2 separate regions of the Homo sapiens genome follow, and region 2 is linked to region 1. A link is a contact called in ENCODE Hi-C data. All regions are on one chromosome and are shown on one strand. The core of a region is the stretch at or near the end of the contact, and the rest is flanking DNA. Distances in the headings are between cores, read along the strand shown.

Region 1 (5,020 bases), core at 1,350-3,849:
TGGCTTTCATCTCATGGTCTCAGATGGTTGCTGCAGTTCCTGCCATCACATCCTTGCACCCAGCTGGCGACCAAGAGAAGCCAGGAAGGAAAGGTGGAGGGCAATGCCCCCTTTGTTTTGCAGGCACAACCAGAATTGCACTTCTCACTTTGTTTCTTGTTTCATAAACCACAGCTTACTTGTAAGTAAGTACACGTGGAAGGTCTAAGTTCTGCCTCTGGGGAATGCTGTCTTCATCTGGGCTACCATGTAGTCAGCAAAAACGTGGGGCTTCCGTTCCTAAAGGACAGGCTCGGAAGGAATATTGGGGACAATTAGTTCCTGCCACACTCTTCAGCATATCAGCAACCAAGCCCGGGGACCAGGTGGTGTCCACTCACCTGATTCTCATTTCCGGCTCCCCCGGAGGCCATGAAGGAGGAGGCAGAGGAAGGCAGAGCAAGCAGGTGTGACTCTAGGTCCCCACTCCGGGCGCTCTGGGCATGGCGAGGGGGGGTGCAGAGGCAAGTGCATGCACTGCGTCACGACCTGCAACAGGAAGCTGATGGGACAGCATGGTCAGGCAGGGAGACCCGAGGCTCAGCTGTCCCAAACCAACCAGTACTGGTGTGGGCAGAGCCCAGGACAGCCAAGAGCCTGCAGGGAGGTGTCAGAGGGGCCCCTGTAACAGGGCAGGGTGGCTCTGCCGAGGCTGTAGTTCAGATTCACAGGTAGGGATGCCAGATTTAGCAAATGCATAGACAGCATCCTAGTTCAGTTTGAATTTTAGATAAATATGCAATAACTTTTTAATATAAGCTTGTCCTATGTCCCAGGCATCATTTATTTGGAATTCAAATTTAACTGATTGCTCTGTATGTTATCTGAAAACACCAGAAGGTTAGGGTTTTAGAGGGCCCACTCAGGCCTCAAACGGATCCAGAGCCCCAGTATGAGCCAATGTGAGCTCAAGGCAGACAGGGCCCCTCCAGGCTTGGCCTGACATCCAGAGAGACCACGAGCCACAGGGGCTAACAAGAGGCCACAAGGCCTAAGTCCTTTCTGTCCTCAGGGGCGTGCAAGGCTGCCTTCACTTTCTTGCTCTTCTAGACCAGGTGCCTACTCTTTGGAAAGGAGAGAAGAAAAGGGAGGTTTGGGCATATTTTCTCCCAGAGACTGAGCATTACCCAAAGGCTGTTCAAAGTATCCCTTAGAACTGTGTTCTAACCTGGGTAGGATGAAAGTTTATCTATTTTTATTGCTAAGCTGCAGGTGAGGGCTTGGGAACACCTGGTTACATGCACCCCAGATCAAGACTGTCCACGTCCGGTGCACCCCTGAACACAGCAGGAGGGAACTTGGGGATCCACTGCCCTCGCTCACTGTAAGCTTCCCAGGACTGAAGCCCCAAAGAGGAGCCCTCTGCCTTCTCTGTCCTCCCCATGGGTCAGCGTGTCCTGCTTCTGAGTGGCCCGTCCTTCCTGCCTAACTGGCTGGCCTGCACCATGGCCCATATTCAACAACCTTAGTCATAGTTCCCACCATTGGCGTTTATGGAAGCTTGGAGCCTCATAAAGTTCAAAGTCTGCAACAATAATAAAGGCCCAGTCAACTTGGCTTGGGCGGCAGCTGCAGCCCAGCACTGGAAGCTCCTAGCTGTGGAGGGGCGTTGGGGCCTGGAGGGAGGAGAGCCTTGGTTTGCCCTGTGGGGCCCAGCCTTGAGTTCTGGCTTCTCAGGGCTCTGTTCTATCATGTTTCCTGTGAACTCCTTTTGTGCCTAAGACGCTGGGCAGTGCCACTCTTGCAGAGGTGCCACTCCAGGCCCTGCACGCTTAGGGGTAGAGCAACTACTACTGTTGGGCACAGGCGTGGGGCTGTAGAAAGAAATCCGTGTTTCACTGGAAAACTATGCATCCTACATAGGACACCAGCTTCCACATGGCCCGATACTAACCTACTAACCTTTCATCTTTTTTTTTTTTTTTTTGAGACGGAGTCTCCCTCTGTCGCCCAGGCTGGAGTGCAATGGCACCGTCTCGGCTCATTGCAGCCTCTGCCTCCCGGGTTCCAGCGATTCTCCAGTCTCAGCCTCTCAGGTAGCTGGGATTACAGGCATGCACCACCACGCCCGGCTAATTTTTGTATTTTAAGTAGAGACGGGGTTTCACCATGTTGGCCAGGGTAGTCTCGAACTCCTGACTTCAGGTGATCCGCCCGCCTCGGCCTCCCAAAGTGCTGGAATCGCAGACGTGAGTCACCGCGCCCGGTCTGAAAATTATCTTTTAATAGGGGTTAGCTGCATGAGTTAAAATCTCATTGCCACCATTTGCTGACTTTGTGCCCTCTGGGAGATTGCTTAATCTCTCTGGGATAAACCTCGGTTTGCTTGACAAAGGAAGCTGGTGAGGCTAAAGAGAGAACTCTAAGATTGGGGCGTTCCGAAGCCTTCTAGAGCCTTCTAGCACCCTGGACTCATAGCCAATGATGGGCAACAACAAGAACGACGACGAACCCTGGGCTCGGAACTCGCCCAGGCCCCGCCCCTCACAGCCCCGCCCCGTCCTCGGCCCCGCCCCCGGCCTGTCGCCTCAACAAAGTCCCCGCCGCGCGGCCGCTGGCCGGGAGTCAGCTCGGAGTCCCGTCCCAGCGCGGCGTCAGCGCTGCGCACTTCCCATTGGCCGAGCGCGGCGCGGGGGCGGGCCCGGGCCTGCGATTGCCTCTCGGCGTGCGCGGACAGTGTCATGGAGGCCGCGGCGGTGACGGTCACCCGGTCGGCTACACGGCGGCGGCGGCGGCAGCTGCAGGGGCTGGCGGCCCCGGAGGCGGGGACGCAGGAGGAGCAGGAGGATCAGGAGCCGCGGCCGCGGCGGCGGCGGCCGGGAAGGAGGTGGGGCTGCGGGGCCCGCGTGAACCCCGATCCGCGGGGCTGAGAGTCCGTGGCCCCGGGGCCCGAGGTTTCCCGGCACGGGCGCGCCGAGGGGCGGGGGGCCGGCGCCTGTGTCCGCTCCGTGCACAGTAAGGGACAGAGGGTGGCAGCGCCCCTCCGCCCCGGTCCGCCCCGCCGTCCTCGCGCCACTGCCGGGCAGCGGCCTCCGGCCCCCGTGCGTGACCCCTGCCTATCTCAGAAATACGGGTGCAAACCCGAGTGGCCGCGGGGCCCAGCGGGAATCCCGACGCCCCGGCCAGACCCCTGCTTCCCACGTCGCTGGTCTATGCGGAAGATCCCGGCGGCGGTGCTCATGCCTGGCTCAGTGGATGCCGGCTGGTGGAAGGGGTGGCCTTCTGTAGGGGTGACACTAGAACTGAGTCTTTGGGGAGGAGGAAGCCTTCAGTAGGTGGAGAATAGGGAGTAGGGTATCCAACTGGCGGGGAACAGAAAGGGCCAAAGCACAGAGACAGAAAGGGACGAACATGCCCCTCTGGGCTGGGCTTCCTTCCTTTGGGGGGCACTTGCCCACCCGGTAAACTCCCCCTCAGTAGGTTGCAGGGGGAGAAGTTAGGAGCACAGACATGGCTTCCGGAAACAGCAGCCGTAGCTTTGTTTCTAAACCCAAAGCAGTGAGACTGCTGAGCATTTCAGACCTCATGAAGATGGGATGAAGGCTGGCTGCTGGGAAAGATATTTTTGGACAGGAGGAATGTGGAGATGGCTCTTTCCCTCCTAGTGGAGGAATGACAGGTGACAAAGGTGACCTGGTGTGGGATTGTTCTGAGAAGGTCTGGGAGGGGGTGGCTGAAGTATAATAAGGACATCAACGAGGAAGGGGGCTTTGGAAAAGGAAGGTGGAGAGGAACAACTGCGGCATCTCTGCTTGAATCCGTCCCCGACCCCTGCAGTTCTCAGGGTCTCCCAATGTCATTCTGGAGGCCCTGGGTCAGTGTTTGGTGATGGCAGATGCTACAGAGGACTCTTTGCAACAGGCCTCTGAATGGCAGTGGAGTGATGGCAGATGACAACTCAGTGAACAAAGAAGTGGCCTTGGGCGTTGGTAGATTTAGGGAATCTCAACGTTGGTGCCATGGCCTCTAAATAGCCACTGCGGTGTCTTCTTACTGCTCCTAAAATAATAATGATTTTTTAGGCCAGGCATGGTGGCTTATGCCTGTAATCTCAGCACTTGGGAGGCTGAGGCGTGTGATCACCTGAGTTCGGGAGTTTGAGACCAGCCTGGCCAACATGGTGAAACTCAGTCTCTACTAAAAGTACAAAATTAGTCAGGCGTGGTGGCAGATGCCTGTAATCCCAGCTACTTGGGAGGCTGAGGCAGGAGACTCACTTGAACCCAGGAACTGGAGGTTGCAGTGAGCTGAGATTTCACCACCTTACTCCAGCCTGGGCGACAGAGCGAGACTCTGTCTCAATTAATCAATCAATTTTTAAAAGAAAGTGGTTTGAGATGTATTTAGGAGCTTTCCATGTTAATGTACCGAAGGAACGAAGGAACTCTTTCTCCCTGTAACATACATCCATGAACAGCGCGGAAGGCACTTAGGGAAGTGTGGCCTATAGAGGAAGCCTGGTCTCTGCTCTCTTAGGACCTGAAACTTTCTGGTGCTTTGGGTATTTGGATATTGCCCCTTGGCCATAGAAAATCCTGGGGACCCTGTGAAGTATTTATGTCTGGTCTTTGTGGTATTGGGGTGGCTGCTTTAGAGGGTAAGGTTTATTCTATTTATTTATTTTTTTGAGATGGAGTCTCGTTCTGTTGCCCAAGTTGGAGTGTAGTGGCACAGTCCCGGCTCACTGCAACCTTCGCCTCCCAGGTTCAAGTGATTCTCCCTGCCTCAGCCTCCCAAGGTGCTGGGATTACAGGCGTGTGCCACCATGCCCAGCTAATTTTTGTATTAGTAGAGATGGGGTTTTGCCATGTTGGCCAGGCTGGTCTTTAACTCCTGACCTCAGGTGATTCGCCTGCCTTGGCTTCCCAAAGTGTTGGGATTACAGGCGTGAACCACTGCGTCTGGCCTAGGGTAAGGTTTATTCTTAGGAGTAATCATTGGTACGTGTGTCCATGTGGAAGCCAAGCCCTGGTTGCTAATA
Region 2 (5,020 bases), core at 943-3,442, 3.6 Mb after region 1:
AGGCCGAGGTGGGCGGATCACCTGAGGTCAGGAGTTCAAGACCAGACTCAACACGGAGAAACCCAGTCTCTACTAAAAATACAAAATTAGCCAGGCATGGTGGTGCATGCCTGTAATCTCAGCTACTCGGGAGGCTGAGACAGGAGAATTGCTTGAACCTGAGAGGCGGAGTTTGCAGTGAGCCTAGAACGCGCCATTGCACTCCAGCCTGGGCAACAAGAGCGAAAACTCCGTCTCAAAAAAAAAAAAAAAAAAAAAAAACCCAAAACAAAAAAACAGCTAGAAACAAAAATAAGTACAAAAATAAAGTACAGAAGTAGGCAAAACTAATCTATGATGTCACAAGTCAGGTAGGGAGCATTTATTGGAATCAAGCGTGGCCAGGTATATTCAATTTCTTAATTGTTAGTGACAGGTGTGTAGTTTGGAAAATTCATCACCTGAACACTTATGATATATCCACCCTTCTACAGGTATAGCACACTTCACTAAAAAGAAGGCATTACAAACACCAGATGGTTGGAAACCACCCTCTGAGAAGGCTAGGCATCTCCCTTACCATCTCAGCAAAACTTTCTTCCGGAGAAACCCCAGCACACAACCCTGGGGAAGCTGGCAGCGCCCAGGAAGCCTGACTGGTCCCAGGGCATCAGGCATCAAAATCACTGAGAGGGAGTTCTTTCAAATATGTGTAATCCGGCCGGGCGCAGTGGCTCACGCCTGTAATCCCAGCACTTTGGGAGGCCGAGGCGGGTGGATCACCTGAGGTCAGATTGAGACCAGCCTGGCCAACATGGTGAAACCCCGTCTCTACTAAAAATACAAAAAGTAGCCGGGCGTGGAGGCAGGCGCCTGTAATCCCAGCTACTCAGGAGCCTGAGGCAGGAGAATGGCGTGAACCCGGGAGGAGGAGGTTGCAGTGAGTCGAGATCGCACCAGGCTGGGCGACAGAATGAGACTCCGTCTCAAAATGAAATAAATAAATAAATAAAATTGTCTTCACATATACGGGATCATACAGCACCTGCCTGGATTCTCTTCAAAAACAAAACTTCCAAAGCCAACATGTAAAGCCTCGCAGAAGCCTGTCTCGGAATAACGGACATTCCTTTTCCTCCCCATCAGGACCTTTGGGAAGCGCGCCCTTCAAATGGGAGGTGAGGAGGCAACCATCCGAATCCAGGTCCCGCCCGCCTCCCGCGGGAATCCGACCGCGCCGCCCCGGCCGCATCCCCCGCAGCTCCGAAGCACCTGCGGGGAAGGAGGTCACCTTCCCTGGGCGCTTTAAATCATCCAGTGCTTACACCTGGATTCCGACATGGGAAAAGAAGTAAGATTTCCCTCAAAGGCCTCCCTTAAGTCCTTTGACTCCACCAAACACGAAGAAAAATCCCGGGGAGTGGGGGTGGGGAGAGTGACATTTTCCGATGGAAACCGACGGGAAAGGTGAGACCTGCACCCCACCCGCGCCACTCGCCACCAGAGGCGTCGGAGACGCCGGCTCCGCGGCTCCAGTAAACCCAAGCGAAGTCAGCTCAGCCACGGGCTACCTACTAAAGACCCTGAAAGGAACAGGGGGCAAAACGGGGTTCTGGGCAGGGCGTCAATCACGCTGTGGGGAAAATCCCGATAACCGTGGAGCCCGCAGGGAGCCAGGGAACCCGAGTGGGCGTGGCGCGCGGGGAGGGGCGTCCGCGCAGGAGGCTGGGGTTCTGTGCCGTCTCCCACCGACCTCGACCTCGGCCCGGGACGGCCGGCTGGGAGCGGTCACAACCCGGGGGGTGGGGGAGCGCGAAAGGCCAGGAAGGTGGGAGCCGGTTCGGGCCTGGTCCGGACCCCGGCTCGGGCTGGGAGCAGCGGCGAGGGCCGGGGCCGGGGGCTTCGGAGGGGAGCTCGGGCGGGGCCGGGGTCCCGGGTGGAAGGCCTGGCCGGAAAGGGGCGCCCAGGAGAGGCCTGAGAGCCGGGGACCCCGGGCTGCGGGAAGGCCCGGCCGGGCAAGGCGACAGGGCCGCGCCTCCTCACCGTGGTCCTGGTTGAAGCCGGCGTAGAGCAGCCCGTTGCCGTGAGGGTTACACGGCAGGAGGTTCATGGCGCCGCCGTGCTGGGTCGCCGCTCCTCAGCGCTGCATGCCTCTCGCTGGGGACGGCGGCCTGGTCCCTTCGGGCCGGCGCTGAGGCCGCCGCGGCCGGAAGTGCCGGACGTACGTGCGTGCGTGCTGGATGTGCGTGTGTGCTGGACGTGCGTGCGTGCGTGCTGGACGTCCGTGCGCGCGCCCGCGCCCCACCAGGGAGCCTATGGAGCGCCGAGCGCATCTAACCGAAGCGAGGCGAGACGAGGCGAGGCAGGGCGGGGAGGGGCGGGGCGGGGCGAGGCGAGGCGAGGCGAGGAAAGGCGGGGAGAGGCAGGGCGGGCGGGGCGGGATGAGGCGGGGAGAGGCAGGGCGGGCGGGGCGGGATGAGGCGGGGAGAGGCGGAGCGAGGCGGGGCGGGGAGGAGGGGGCGGGGCGGGGCGGGGCGAGGCGAGGAAAGGCGGGGAGAGGCAGGGCGGGCGGGGCGGGGCGGAGGCGGGGAGGGGCGGAGCGAGGCGGGGCGGGGAGGAGGGGGAGGGGCGGGGCGGGGAGGGGCCAGGCGGGAGCGCAGAGCACGTTCGCGGGAGGGTCTGGCCTTGTCATGCGCGGGGTCGCCGCGGGAAGGAGGATGGCCCGTTGAGGGCTTGGCACGGATACCTGACGGTCGGAGGAAGGGGGGAGAGCCGGTAAAGGAGGCTGACCCAAAACTGAGGCCCGGTGCATCATCCCTCATGAGAGGCAAGCCCAGAAGCGCCACAATACTAGGGTCCCCCTTCAGGAGACAGAGACCCCCAGGACACAGAGGGCCCCCAAGTCACTCAGCCCCCCCAGGACACGCAGCTCCTGCAGGACGCAGAGGGTGCCCAAGACACACAGTCCCCAGGACAGAGACCCCCCAGGACACAGAGGACCCCCAAGACACGCAGTCTCCAGGACACAGAGGTCCCCCCAGGACACACAGTGCCCCCAGGACACAGAGGTCCCCCAGGACACAGCACTCCCAGGACACACAGCCCCCCCGGGACACAGAAACCCCCCCAGGACACAGCCCCCCTAAGACACACAGCCTCCCCCAGTACACAGAGTCCTTTCCAGGGCACATATTCCCCCAGAAGACACAGAGGTCCCCCTAAGACACACAGCCCCCCCAGGACACACAGACCGCCAGGTCACAGAGACCTTCCCAGGACACAGGGACCTTCCCAGGACACATAGCCCCCCAGAGGACACACAGCCCCCCCACGACACAGCCCATAGAGGACACAACCCCTTAGTACCCCACCTAAAGGACAGGTGGCCCTCACACAGCACAGCCCCCGCAGGACTCCGGGACCCTCAGGTCACATTGCTCACAGGGCACAGTTCTCAACTCTTAGGGTCAGGCTGCTGGGGGCATCCTGGTCACAGAGCTTTGTCCCTGGGCTTGGCTCATGCAGTGGATGGCTGTGGAGGCCTGAGTGCTGGCCCTCGTGTCTCTTGCCCAGGGAGTCCTCTCCACTCCCCCTCCTCACTTTCCTGTCCCCTCCTAGGCTCTCCCTGTTCCCTGCAGCACACCTGATCTCCTAGGAGGTCCTGACACTGTCCCCTCGCAGCCACCTGCCTCCACCCCGTCTGTCATCCTCATCCCACCCTCGCCACTTGCCTGAGCTGGTGCTGACCTCTTAGCCATGGGGAGGAAGGAGCTGGACTGTAAGCTGAGATCACTGGCCCACTCGGGCCAGGCGGTCTCCGCATCGTGGGCATTGAACACCTCGATTCCCATACGAGAGGGGCTCCTCCCTGAGAGCGACCAGAAGCCTTCCGATGGCGGAGCGAGTTGGGCCGCCCCGGCTGTGACTAGGGCTCGGGGGCCCAGGTCCAAATCACAGAGCTGGGGCGAGACCTAAGTGCGGTCCAGGGGCTCAGCACCCTCTTCCCTGAAGGGCACTGGGTTCTCCTCTGTGCACACGTACCGGTACCTGCTGTGAGAAGTGTCACGTGGGGGAAGGAGAGAGGCGTGGGTAAGGGACATTTCCCTTCATTTCTCTGCTTGCCACCCTTGGGGCCTCCTTCAGTTCACATTTTACTCAGTCTCCCGGTGGCTGTACAGCCGGGGGCGGGGGCATGTGTGGACATCCACACACAGCGCTGGTTGTATCCTAACCAGGAAACTCAAAGCAGCCTTGCCCACCACAGTGCGTTGAATGGTGACCCTCTAAAGATGTGTCCTGGGGGGCTGAGGAGGGAGGATGGCTTGAGCCCAGGAGATTGAGGCTGAGGCTGCACTGAACTGAGATTGTGCCACTACACTCCAGCCTGGGCAACACAGCAAGACTCTGTCGCAAAAAAAAAAAAAAAAAAAGATAGGTCCACCCAGAACCTGAGAATAGGGGCTTCTTTAGGTAAAGAATCATTGCAGAAGTAATTAAGGATCTCGAGATAAGATCATCCTGGATTTGGGGTGGGCCTTAAAGCTGGTGACCGGCACCCTTGGAGGAGACAGGAATGGAGGAGATACAGGGGACAGCAGCCAGTGGGACTGGAGTGCTCAGCCCTAAGTCAGCAAGTGCAGGAATCGTGGGGTCACCAGGAGCCGGGAGAGGCATGAACGGTTCTTCCCCAGAGCCTCCCAGCCTGGGAAGGAACACAGGCTGTTGTCCAAGCCACCAGCCTGTGGGGCTTTGTTCCAGCAGCTCCAGGAATCCCGCCGTCCACTGATAGCTCAGAGGTCTCCACGTGGAAGACCTGAAGTGTGACTTGGAGTGAGGGACACGGCTCATCTCGCCCACCCTTCTCCAAGGCAGGCAGAAAGCAGAGTCTCACCTCTGGGGGTGGAGAGAATAGAAATTATACACACACACACACACACACACGCATATATATGTATTTATATATATATGTATATATCTCCTGGGCTCAGGAGATCCTCCCACCTCAGCCTCCTGAGTAGCTGCAACTACAGGTACACACCAC

The links. A loop is a pair of places that touch in the nucleus more often than their neighbours do. Pooled maps may share reads with other maps.
Region 2: a loop to region 1 is called in a pooled map of psoas muscle, with 27 times the contacts of the local background. The contact joins the promoter of WDR45B here to the promoter of ENGASE in region 1. A Hi-C loop is called at or near these places in 2 of 50 pooled maps.

What each region holds. Positions count from the first base shown.
Region 1 is chr17:79,072,225-79,077,244 of GRCh38, forward strand. ENGASE (endo-beta-N-acetylglucosaminidase) reads left to right here and starts at 2,600. Exons shown (of 14, transcript NM_001042573.3): 1 at 2,600-2,866. The coding sequence starts at 2,721. RefSeq lists a silencer at 2,462-3,001.
Region 2 is chr17:82,646,252-82,651,271 of GRCh38, forward strand. It overlaps WDR45B (WD repeat domain 45B), which reads right to left and starts at 2,193. Exons shown (of 10, transcript NM_019613.4): 1 at 2,023-2,193. The coding sequence starts at 2,089. RefSeq lists silencers at 1,646-1,695, 1,706-1,755, 2,356-2,425 and enhancers at 1,838-2,337, 2,716-2,785.